2 separate regions of the Homo sapiens genome follow, and region 2 is linked to region 1. The links are chromatin contacts, found by Hi-C or POLR2A ChIA-PET in ENCODE. All regions are on one chromosome and are shown on one strand. Each heading gives the region's core, a stretch centred on a gene start or an enhancer-like site at or near the end of the contact. The rest is flanking DNA. Distances are from core to core; before and after follow the strand shown. Region 1 holds the start of EDN1 (endothelin 1). Region 2 holds the start of GFOD1-AS1 (GFOD1 antisense RNA 1).

Region 1 (5,321 bases), core at 1,282-3,781:
CACGGTGGGGCCCTTCCAGGTCTGAAATCCTGCATTCTTCCTTACTATTTACTTTCCCCGAGCTCGAGAAGGGCCAGGTGTGGGCGGATGGCTGGCCACGTTTTGTGTTTCCAATTCATATTCACGGGATGACACAGACGGGGCGTGGTGAGTGCTGTTGGAGGCGCTTGGGCAGTTTCATTTTGCCCCACTTCTCCACCTGAAGGCTGGGCGTTGCTGGAACCTGCAGGGGCAGCCTCAGCAAGGTGGGGTGGCGTGGAGTGGGGTGGGAGAAGGGACTCCAGCTGAAGTAGAACCCAGGCTGGACCTGAGAATATTGGGGAGGGCATGGGCGGTGGTTTCCGGGTAGGGGCCTTGAGAACATGTTGGTCCTGACTGTTGTCAGTGTTTGGTCAAAGTTGCCAAAAGGTTAAAAAAAAAAAAGTAGGGGGAGTCCCTGCCAAGACATATTTCCCAGGCCACCTTTCTTCCGCGGGAGTGTTGGGGGGGAGGCGCTGCTTGGAACCTGTGAATGTGACATCAGCTCTCCTCTCCTCTCCCAAGGTCGGCTTTGGAGAGGGAGGTCAGGGCACCCTTGCCTGGCACAGGCGGCAGCGCTGGCTTCCGGCTCAGTGCCGCCTGTCCTCCGGGAGCTGTGGCCTCCCTGGGCCCCGGGGCTAGGCTGAGGTAAGCGCACAGCGGAGGCCAGGGGCCCCGGCAGAGGCCCTGGGGATAGGGTGGAGGCATCTCTGGGTGTGGGTGTGGGTGTGGGTGTGGGAGGGAGAGTTCTTGCCTCTCTCTCTCCCATCTCCAACTCTTGCTTCAGTGGCTCTTTTAGAGGATGCATGTCATTATGGACCTGTCGCTGCCACTGTCCCTGTTCCCCCAGCTGTGACTTCGAGGGAGGTCTGGGGATCTGAGTCTGTCCAAACCCACGGCTTTGCTGTTGGGATAAAAACTGTCCTTTTGATTTTAGAAGGAGGAGGGAAAAAAGGTTTCCCAGCATGTGTGTTGTGCCAGTCTTGGAAATTCATCCGTGCTTGAATTCCACCCTCCATCCCCAGAAAAACTGGAGTAAAACAAAAAGAGGAGATGGACAAAGTGTGTATTTGATGGCATCCCCTGGGAAGAGACTCTAAATTTATCCCATAGGTCTTACTGGGCCACTGTGAGCGCTTTGGTGGAGAACAAACAAAAATTCTGGGTGCTCAGTTGTCTAACCTGAAAAATGGGACTAGCGGAAAAAGCCAATGTGTTCCATGCACCTTTTGCTTTCTTTATTAAGGCATGATGTCACCTGTACAGTAACTGCCCTGTGTGTACTTCAGGGGGGGATTTCAAGGTTAGATAGACAGGAAATTGTTTTGAAAATGTAAACACATTATTAAATGTGAAGTATTATCTGATTCCTTGTTCGAATGGCATTTCCTTCTCAGCACCACCTTCCTTGCATATTCACTTAACCTTGTACAAGAACACCTTTTTGCCCTAAATGAAGACACCCCCCCAAAAAAAAGAGTCCCAGAAAATATGTCCCTGCTTGTGCGGGGAATAAATAGAATATTCTGAGGTGCATTCCTCCTTCCTATGTTAGGCAACATTCCTTGACCCTCCTCGGCCCCCAAGCCAGGTTGCGTTTTTTTCTGCCATTTAGAAGGGTTTTCCTTTTTGTCCTAGTAAAACATCAGCCCCTGTAGCTCTTCATCTCCCCCTGGTGTTCTTCTCCCGCCATGTCTTAAGATTGGTGGCACCGACCAATCTTAAGATTTAAGTTCTGTGTGAAAAACACCTTTGCTTTTCAATCAGTTTATCAGCCTCCTCCGCAGGGGAAGTGTGGACACACAAAAGAACTTATCGGGGCTTCTCATCAGTGATAGGGAAAAGACTGGGCATGTGCCTAAACGAGCTCTGATGTTATTTTTAAGCTCCCTTTCTTGCCAATCCCTCACGGATCTTTCTCCGATAGATGCAAAGAACTTCAGCAAAAAAGACCCGCAGGAAGGGGCTTGAAGAGAAAAGTACGTTGATCTGCCAAAATAGTCTGACCCCCAGTAGTGGGGCAGTGACGAGGGAGAGCATTCCCTTGTTTGACTGAGACTAGAATCGGAGAGACATAAAAGGAAAATGAAGCGAGCAACAATTAAAAAAAATTCCCCGCACACAACAATACAATCTATTTAAACTGTGGCTCATACTTTTCATACCAATGGTATGACTTTTTTTCTGGAGTCCCCTCTTCTGATTCTTGAACTCCGGGGCTGGCAGCTTGCAAAGGGGAAGCGGACTCCAGCACTGCACGGGCAGGTTTAGCAAAGGTCTCTAATGGGTATTTTCTTTTTCTTAGCCCTGCCCCCGAATTGTCAGACGGCGGGCGTCTGCCTCTGAAGTTAGCAGTGATTTCCTTTCGGGCCTGGCCTTATCTCCGGCTGCACGTTGCCTGTTGGTGACTAATAACACAATAACATTGTCTGGGGCTGGAATAAAGTCGGAGCTGTTTACCCCCACTCTAATAGGGGTTCAATATAAAAAGCCGGCAGAGAGCTGTCCAAGTCAGACGCGCCTCTGCATCTGCGCCAGGCGAACGGGTCCTGCGCCTCCTGCAGTCCCAGCTCTCCACCGCCGCGTGCGCCTGCAGACGCTCCGCTCGCTGCCTTCTCTCCTGGCAGGCGCTGCCTTTTCTCCCCGTTAAAAGGGCACTTGGGCTGAAGGATCGCTTTGAGATCTGAGGAACCCGCAGCGCTTTGAGGGACCTGAAGCTGTTTTTCTTCGTTTTCCTTTGGGTTCAGTTTGAACGGGAGGTTTTTGATCCCTTTTTTTCAGAATGGATTATTTGCTCATGATTTTCTCTCTGCTGTTTGTGGCTTGCCAAGGAGCTCCAGAAACAGGTAGGCACGCTCGTTGACTTGTAAGTCTCGGAATTACAAGTTAGTGTGTTCTTATCCACCTTCATGCTTTTCTTGCTTCTATTTTTCCCCGTTCTTTTTATGACTGCAGCTTAGAGAGCAAGTGTCTGAGAATTATTGCTGAAAGCTACTTTAAGTCTTCTAGTGTAAAATGTAAAATTCCTCTATTGAATACAATTAGGTGCAATTGACTATAACATGACATTAAAATAACTTATCGTTTTATTATTATTATTCCATTATGTGTTTCCTTGGCTTTTAAAAAATGAGAAGAGTATGGACATATACAATTTAGTCAAATGTATGTTTGTAATATATGTGTTTATACAGGTACACAGGCCATATAGGAACTTAAATCTTATTTAAACACTATTTTAATAGTGTGTTAACGTGTAAAATATTTAAGCATTCCAGCTTGAAGCCAAGGAATTGTATCCAGTCGTTCAAGCAATGTATGTTCAGTAAAATCACCTGCAGAGCAAAAGTCTGTTGACTAACTACCGCCTCCCCCCCCCCCCGCCACCACCCCCCGCAGGCGGTTTCTGGGTGAAGCAGATGTTTTCTTTAAAATTTGTCATCATTGACTTTAGGTTTCTTTTGGCAGGTTTTTGGCACCCAAAACAGTGTGAGCTCTCTTTTCAGCTTTATTCACCTGTGCTGGGAGGGGAGCTAGGATAATTCTTGGCTGCCGAAGGATTTAGGCAGTGCGTGTGCATCTGCCCGGGTCCCCCCCGTTTTTAGGGTCAGTGCACTTTTTTTGTCTTTTCGTGACCCTGACTAAAGAGAAAGGATGTCAAGGGAATGAAAATCCTGGAATGTGTCTGATCATTTGAAATGTACAAAATTGGGCAGATAAGCTGCATGGCTAAATTGTTAGGAGGAAGAGGCAAGGCAGTAGTGGAGAAGGGGGAGGCAGTGGATCCCACACAAGCCTGATGCCCAGGGATTCGGAATTCAAAATCCCCCCAGCCTACCTTCAGTCCCCTGACCTGCTTCTCAGCCCCACCTTAGGTCACTGGTTTCTATGGAGTTACCCTCCTGAATTGAATATTGAATAGTTAATTTCTCTCTCCAATCATTTTCCCCACCTAATTTTGAAAGATATACATCATCTGGGGTACCCTGTGCCCTACACAGCATGTGAAGTGGATGGGTACCCCCTAAAGAGAGGGTCATCCTGAATGGGGAAGTGGCCCCAAAGCTAGGAATAACTGTGATTTCTTGTCTTTAGTCATGTGCCAATGTTAAGTAAGCTTCAGTGGATAGTGCTGTCCTACCAAGTTCCTTGTAGAAGCCAGCCGGATTTTCAACAGGCAGCATTCCACAGCATTTCCCTGAGCCTGCTTCAAGAGGGGTGGGGGAAGTCCCTTTTCAGGTGTTTATCTCCTCTGCATTTGTGTAATCTCCCTGAAGGTGGATAAGCCAAGGGCATGAGGGGGAGGCAAAAGGTGAACTCATGTTAAGGAGGGAAAAAAATAAAGAGCCCTTTTTTCTGTGTTTCTTGCTGATGGCAGGCTGTGTGCTTCATCTGCTTTTATCTGCTCTGCTAGCTCTGACTCTACTGTGATCCAGCATGTCTCTCGGCGTTTGAGGAGACATCCCCCACTGACCTGCTCTTTCTCTCCCCAGCAGTCTTAGGCGCTGAGCTCAGCGCGGTGGGTGAGAACGGCGGGGAGAAACCCACTCCCAGTCCACCCTGGCGGCTCCGCCGGTCCAAGCGCTGCTCCTGCTCGTCCCTGATGGATAAAGAGTGTGTCTACTTCTGCCACCTGGACATCATTTGGGTCAACACTCCCGAGTAAGTCTCTAGAGGGCATTGTAACCCTAGTCATTCATTAGCGCTGGCTCCACTGGAGCCCAGTTTTAGAGTTTCTTTTCTAGGGACTCTGAAGGTAGTCCTTCTAACACCATCCAAGTGCCTCAGTGGGGACAGTTTCCCTCTATTCCTGAAAATAACGACAGCTTCGTTCTTAGCAACCAAGGGGAGGGTCTTCTGAGGCCCCGTAGCTCAGGCTACTCATGATGGGACAAGCAGGAGGCCACTGCACGTTTCAAATGAGGAACTTTCAGTGAGAGGGCCTCAGGGGGACACTCTCACAGTGGCATCTGATGGGGTTTCGGGAATAATTGCCGAGGTCAGATGTGGGTTAGTGCAACCTGTGCTTCTCATGGGAGGGTGGAGACTGAGAGGCAGAAGTGATGATATAGAGGGTTAGAATCACTTAATTTTACTTACAGAAAAACCTAGGCTCAAAGTGTTGAAGCCATTTGTGCAGGAGTGAGTTTGTAGCAGAGCTAGAACTGGAGCCCGGATTTCCTTTGCTGCTATATTTTCCCTTTAGAAATGCCCATTTCAGAACTGAAATAGAAATACTGTCCATAGGCTTCTCTTTCACCTACAGAGAAGAAAAGCAGATTTCCTCCTTCTGCCCTGGACAC
Region 2 (5,321 bases), core at 1,443-3,942, 1.2 Mb after region 1:
TGGGGTGGACTGGAACCTAGTTCAGAAACTACGAAAGGACCTGACTTCTATGGGGAACAGACACAGAGAGTTTCAGATGGCATCAAACAGGTTTGGGAACCGATTCCAGGGCTGGGATGGAATAAAGGACAACTCCAACAGTCTGACCTGGGCTGCCATGATCTATGGCAGAGGAACAGGTACAGCTGATGGAAGAGGAAGAAATGACTCCGGGGGAGGTAGAGTGCTGGGTTCAAATCTCTAGCTGTAGGTCTAGGAGCAAAGTGACTCAGGTCTCTGAATCTCAGTTGCTTCATTTGTGAAATGGAGCTAATATCTATCTTAGAGGATTATTTTAGTCATGAAATGAAATGCTTTATACACAGCACTTACCATGCTGCCTGGCATACAGTATGTACTTAATAAGAGGCAGCCTTGGACAGTGTAGAAAGTACACTTGGTAGAAATGCCTCTACAACAGAGGAATGCCTCATTCACAAAGGTAGGGATTTTGAGGAAATTTTTAAAAATTAAAGGAGGATGTGTGTGATTCAATTGATCTGAAGTTTCATTTCACTGTGGTCCCTAGACCACACTTTGTAGGGTCCCTACAAAGTAGGGTCCCTAGCCCCTTACTTTGACAGGCCTGTGACCAGTTATGAGTGTGGATCGAAGGCTACAGACCTGTCACCCTCACTGGGCAAGCAATTCAAAGTCCAGGCCTTTGCTAAAAGGACAATTTACCAGGATGAGTCAAAGTAGCTAGTTTCAATTCCAGGCAAACACTCGTATCTATACACTCCCAACAGCCAGATCAGCCTGATAACTGTTTGGGGTTTTTCACTTCCTACGTTCTATGTGTTGAACCTTCAACAGTGACTGTAAAGCAAACCAAGACGACCACCCCACTGTGCACTCGCAGGGGCACCCTGCAAAAGAAGGAGTTAAAAAAAGAAAGAAGAAAGAAGCTCAAAACCTACCCTAAAAACATGAACAAAACCCTATTCTGTCATCACCATTACTAAACTAGGTCTATTATGCCTCTTATCGCTGGTTTTGAAGAGGTAACAGACATGTCTTGTTAATTAAAGTCACAGGGATATTTGAAAAATAAGAACAGAAGAAGTATCCAGAAATGTCTAATTTGTGTCACATCTCTTGAAACCAGAGCCCCCAGACACTTTCATGGCCATGGTCCCAGAGACAGCCAGAAAACAAGGTCATCCTTGTTCCCCAAATTGCCACCCTCCTGCTCTAGGTTTGCTCTGTGGGTCTGAACCCAGGACAGGAACTGCCATCTTTATGGTGGAGAAACGATGTTAACAACATGGTCTTTCAGATATGACCAGTCCTAAGCTCTCCAGTATACGCAGGGCTCATCAGGGACCAGTTTTGTACAAATTGCACTAATAGAATTATACCATAAGATCGTTATAAGATATTTGATATGCAAAGAGCCAATGTAAACAAGGGAGTTATCCACCCAACATACATGTTCCATTAAACAGAAAATAAATATTAGCATTCAGTTCAATGGCATTCAGTTCAAGGCCAAAGAAACAGGCCACAAAGGGCAGACACTTAATAAAATTAACTGACAATTAAAACTGACAATGTGGGCAGCCTCCTTAGGAATTCTATCAGATGTTGCATCTGAGTCAATAGCCAAATGGCCTGATGAAAATGCCTTTCTATGGAGAAAGAGTTTTACATTCTGTTCATAGCTCTTCGAAGACAGAATTAAAACACACGTATATTTCACCTACCCTGAATCCATACCTATTTTTAACAAATAAAACAGTCTTTCCAAGACTACATAACTTCCGGCTGGTTTCTGGATGTTGTCTCTGTTCCTTCGCAGCTCCTCCCTTCTAATCTGTTCTACTATTCGCTTCATCTGGTTATAAGCTTTGTTCTTGTTATAAGCTTTGTGTTTTTCCTCACCAATAGAAACTTCAGCTTTCAAAGGTGAGCTGCTCATTTTCTTGGAATTGTAAGATCAAGCAACCTTCCTGGGATTGTTTTAGGTTACGTGCAAGAACTGATGATGAACAAAACATGCCCTTCTCTTTCCCCTGAGCATAGGCTGAGAGGCTGCTACTCTGTCCTCAGAGATTGTTCAGACTGCCTGGGAGTTGAGGGGAGCAGGGACCAGATGGTGAGGCACCCTGAACTCATCTCCAGCCCACGGGTCAACACTGTGCCTTCCGAAACTATTCCTGAAGGCGATTAGGGAGGGCCTTTTCTCATGCAAAGCATCCATGCCTCTGGAGCTACTGCGCCCATCCTCCTAAAAATTTAAAATCTATTACTCCAAATTGGGGCAGAAGACATTTCCCGGGAGGCTGCAGTCAAAAGTTAAAACCCCCTGGTTTTACCAAATCAGTCTTTACTAACCTATGACGCCTCTGAAAACATTCTAATACATCATCACCCCCATCCAACCACTCCCACCGTCCTTGCCTCCAGCGCAGACGAAATAATTCCAGCCGATGGTAACATCTGCAATCTCACGCTAAACTAACTCACAGCAGAAAGAAACAAACGACCCTAGCAGGGCGCCACCGCTGCTGAAGGGCAGGTCCTCTATCGCACCCAAGAAAACCCGACACACGTGTGCGGCCTTTTATTCAGGCGTTTCTGGGCGCGCACTCGCCTCTCCCAGGCGCGCGCGCGCACAACCCTCCTCCACCCCCCCATCCCCCCCCCCCACACACACACACTTGGACACTACACACACAGCTGAGGAGTAACTTTCCTCTTCTCGCGGAGCACCCTATCCCCTATTATCGGCATCTGATCTTCCTAGTTCGGATCCCCGGAACACACGCCTTCTCCAGCCTGCAATCTACACACGTGGGGAAGCGCGTCCAAGTGGTGCCAGGAGGCAGGAGGGAAGCGCAAAGGTGGGGAAGGCCGGGGACGAGGAAGGAGGGAGCTCTGAGTCGGATCTGGGATCTCAGATCCCCGGGGCAGCGTAGATGCAGGGTAAGCTTCTGGGATGCGGAGAGGGAAAGGCAGGGGGGAAGGAACCTAGAGAAGGTTAAAGGGCGGGGGTGGGACGGAGGATGCGGGGTAGGGGTCGCTCACCTAGGGTTTTGACAGCGATCTGTCTGGTGAGGGGCGGCGGCAGGTTAATGCACACCAAGTCCACGTCCTGATGCAGCAGCACCTCATCAATGCGGCTAGTGTAGAAGGGGACACTCATCTCCTTGGCCAGCTCCTCCGCTTCTTCCTGCGTGCGGCCCCACAGCGCCTTCACCGCGAAGCCCTCGTCTTTCAGCAGCGGGATGATGACACGGGCCGTGAGGCTGGTGCCGAACACGCCCACCCCGGGAAGCATGGCTGCTCAGAGCCGCCTGGTTCTGCTTCTGCTCGGATCTCCAGTCCAACGCGCGCACACACCCACCTCTAGCCAGTCCTGCACCCCGCTCCTGTAGCCAATCTAGCCGCGGTGCGCCAGCCGCCGTGCACCGGGCAAGGCGCCCGGGTGCCCAGAGCGCACCGAGCTGCAGGCGGAGCAAGCTCGGGGCGCCTCAGAACGGTGACTGCGGCAGTGTCCGCCACGCGGGGCTCGCGTCCTTCCCGGAGTCGGCGGCAGGGACCCCCCCAGGGCGCCGGAGGCTTCGAAGCCCCCTGGAGCCCCGGCTCAGGCTGCGCTCCCGCGGCAGCGCCAGTCCGCTGCGTGCGCCCCGCCAAGGCCGCTCCATGGCCGGCTCATCCCCGCGGCCGCGCCGCCGCAGCCCGGGACCGGCTCTCTCCCGCGTCGTTTGCGCAGCCGGCGAATCGCACAGACAAACGTCTACACCCTGCCAGAGCACGGAACCGCTCCGCGGGGGAGTCTCCTTTCTTCCTAGCTCTCCGTTGGGAATGAAATAATCCCGCGGCCGCCAGGAGGCCGGCTAAGGATGCGGCCCGGAGCGCGCCGGACTGGGATCCCGAGCTGCAGCGCGGCAGCGGCGGCCACGACCCGGCGCCAGCCTCCTCATTCTGCTGCCATGTTCGCTCGCCTCGCGGCTCGGGCGGCCTCGGCCCCAGGCCGGCTCAGGCTCTGGGATCCCGCGGGGACGAGGGCGGAGTTGGCGAGTTTGGCTGTCAGCGGCCGGTGTTCCTGCACCGCCCTCGCTGCAGCGCCGCGCGCCATTGGCCGCCGCGCGCCGCCCCCGCCCCCGCCGCCGCCAGCTCCGGGTGCGCGCTGCGCCCGGGCCCCGGGAGCCCAGCCCGGCTCCTCCCCGGCCCCGCCCAGGCCGCCTCGCCCGCCTCCTGCCCCTCCGCTTCTTCCCTTTCTTTGCCCTCACCATCTCCTTCTCTTCCCTGCTTCACTCCAAACCCCGCCCCAACCAAGCAAATACATCTATCTAGGCAGGACGCGCCCTAATAGGTTAGTCGCCTGTCCCTTGGAAGAGAGCAGTGGGCGCCTTGGCCTGGGGTAGGTGAGGGGACCCGGCGAGGTGCGAACAGCCGATAATAATAACCTCGGCTCCCGGAGCGTTTCTTGCGTGCTGAGCATCATACTAACGCCTTTCCAGGTATTGTCCCTTTTAGTCCTCGCAGCAACCTAAGGTTATTGTAAACCCATTTTACCAGTGATGTGAATGAGCCGCAATGAAGGCTAAGGGACTTGCGCAAGGTGACATATATAAGCAACAGGCCTGCGATTGGAATCCAGGCCCCAGAGTCTGGGCACGGAACCGCAGACTTCTACGGTCTCCTTCCAAGCTAGCCTGCTCCAATCGCGCGCCCCCGCTCCGGCCGCGCACGCACGGTTCAGCCGCCTTCTTCCAAGACAGTCCAGTCTTGGCGGGCTCCCATCTGCCTCCCACCTCCCCCGCCCCTAGGCCCATGCCCGCCCCCGCGTAGACGCTGTGGTGTGTACGGCCGCAGCGGGGCAGGGGGTCTCCGAGGCCGCTGCGGCACGTGCGTCTCGTGTCTAGTTTCGAGACGGATACGTCGCCCTGGCCACATGCCACGCCCGCCTCTTGCTTCGGCTCCTGTTGCCGTCGCCACTTACCGCAGCCTTTACTTCTCCCAGCTTGCCCCCACCTCCACCACCCTGCACCCTTCCCAGGCCCTCGAGGGGGCACTGAGGAGGACTGGCCAAGGCTGGCCCCGCACCTCTGGAGCCATGGGGACTCTGCGTCTGTCTGGTTTTCCGCCATATCCTTGGCACCTGGCACACTGCCTTGCCCTGTATGTAGTAGGCGCTCAATAAACATTTGCTAAATAAATGTATGCATATTCATCGAATGCCCGCTTCGCACCCATTTGGTGCCGGGAGAGGGGACTAAAAAGTGAAAGGCACGTCTTCTAGCTGAAGGTCTCTGGAGAGGTCATGGGTCAGG

The links. A loop is a pair of places that touch in the nucleus more often than their neighbours do. ChIA-PET counts read pairs that join two places held with the same protein, here RNA polymerase II (POLR2A).
Region 2: a loop to region 1 is called in a map of heart left ventricle, with 6 times the contacts of the local background. The contact joins the promoter of GFOD1-AS1 here to the promoter of EDN1 in region 1. A Hi-C loop is called at or near these places in 1 of 168 maps with a recorded cell type or tissue (heart left ventricle). POLR2A ChIA-PET finds 5 or more read pairs at or near these places in 1 of 52 experiments (PC-3).

Annotation. Positions count from the first base shown.
Region 1 is chr6:12,287,830-12,293,150 of GRCh38, forward strand. EDN1 (endothelin 1) reads left to right here and starts at 2,532. Exons shown (of 5, transcript NM_001955.5): 1 at 2,532-2,864; 2 at 4,512-4,680. The coding sequence starts at 2,801. RefSeq lists enhancers at 140-640, 641-1,141, 2,285-2,384, 2,395-2,464.
Region 2 is chr6:13,483,569-13,488,889 of GRCh38, forward strand. GFOD1-AS1 (GFOD1 antisense RNA 1) reads left to right here and starts at 2,693. Exons shown (of 2, transcript NR_046709.1): 1 at 2,693-2,885; 2 at 3,113-3,203. It overlaps GFOD1 (Gfo/Idh/MocA-like oxidoreductase domain containing 1), which reads right to left and starts at 4,032. Exons shown (of 2, transcript NM_018988.4): 1 at 3,070-4,032. The coding sequence starts at 3,322. RefSeq lists enhancers at 579-648, 3,284-3,393, 4,954-5,083 and silencers at 3,220-3,383, 3,524-4,003, 4,024-4,403, 4,784-4,893.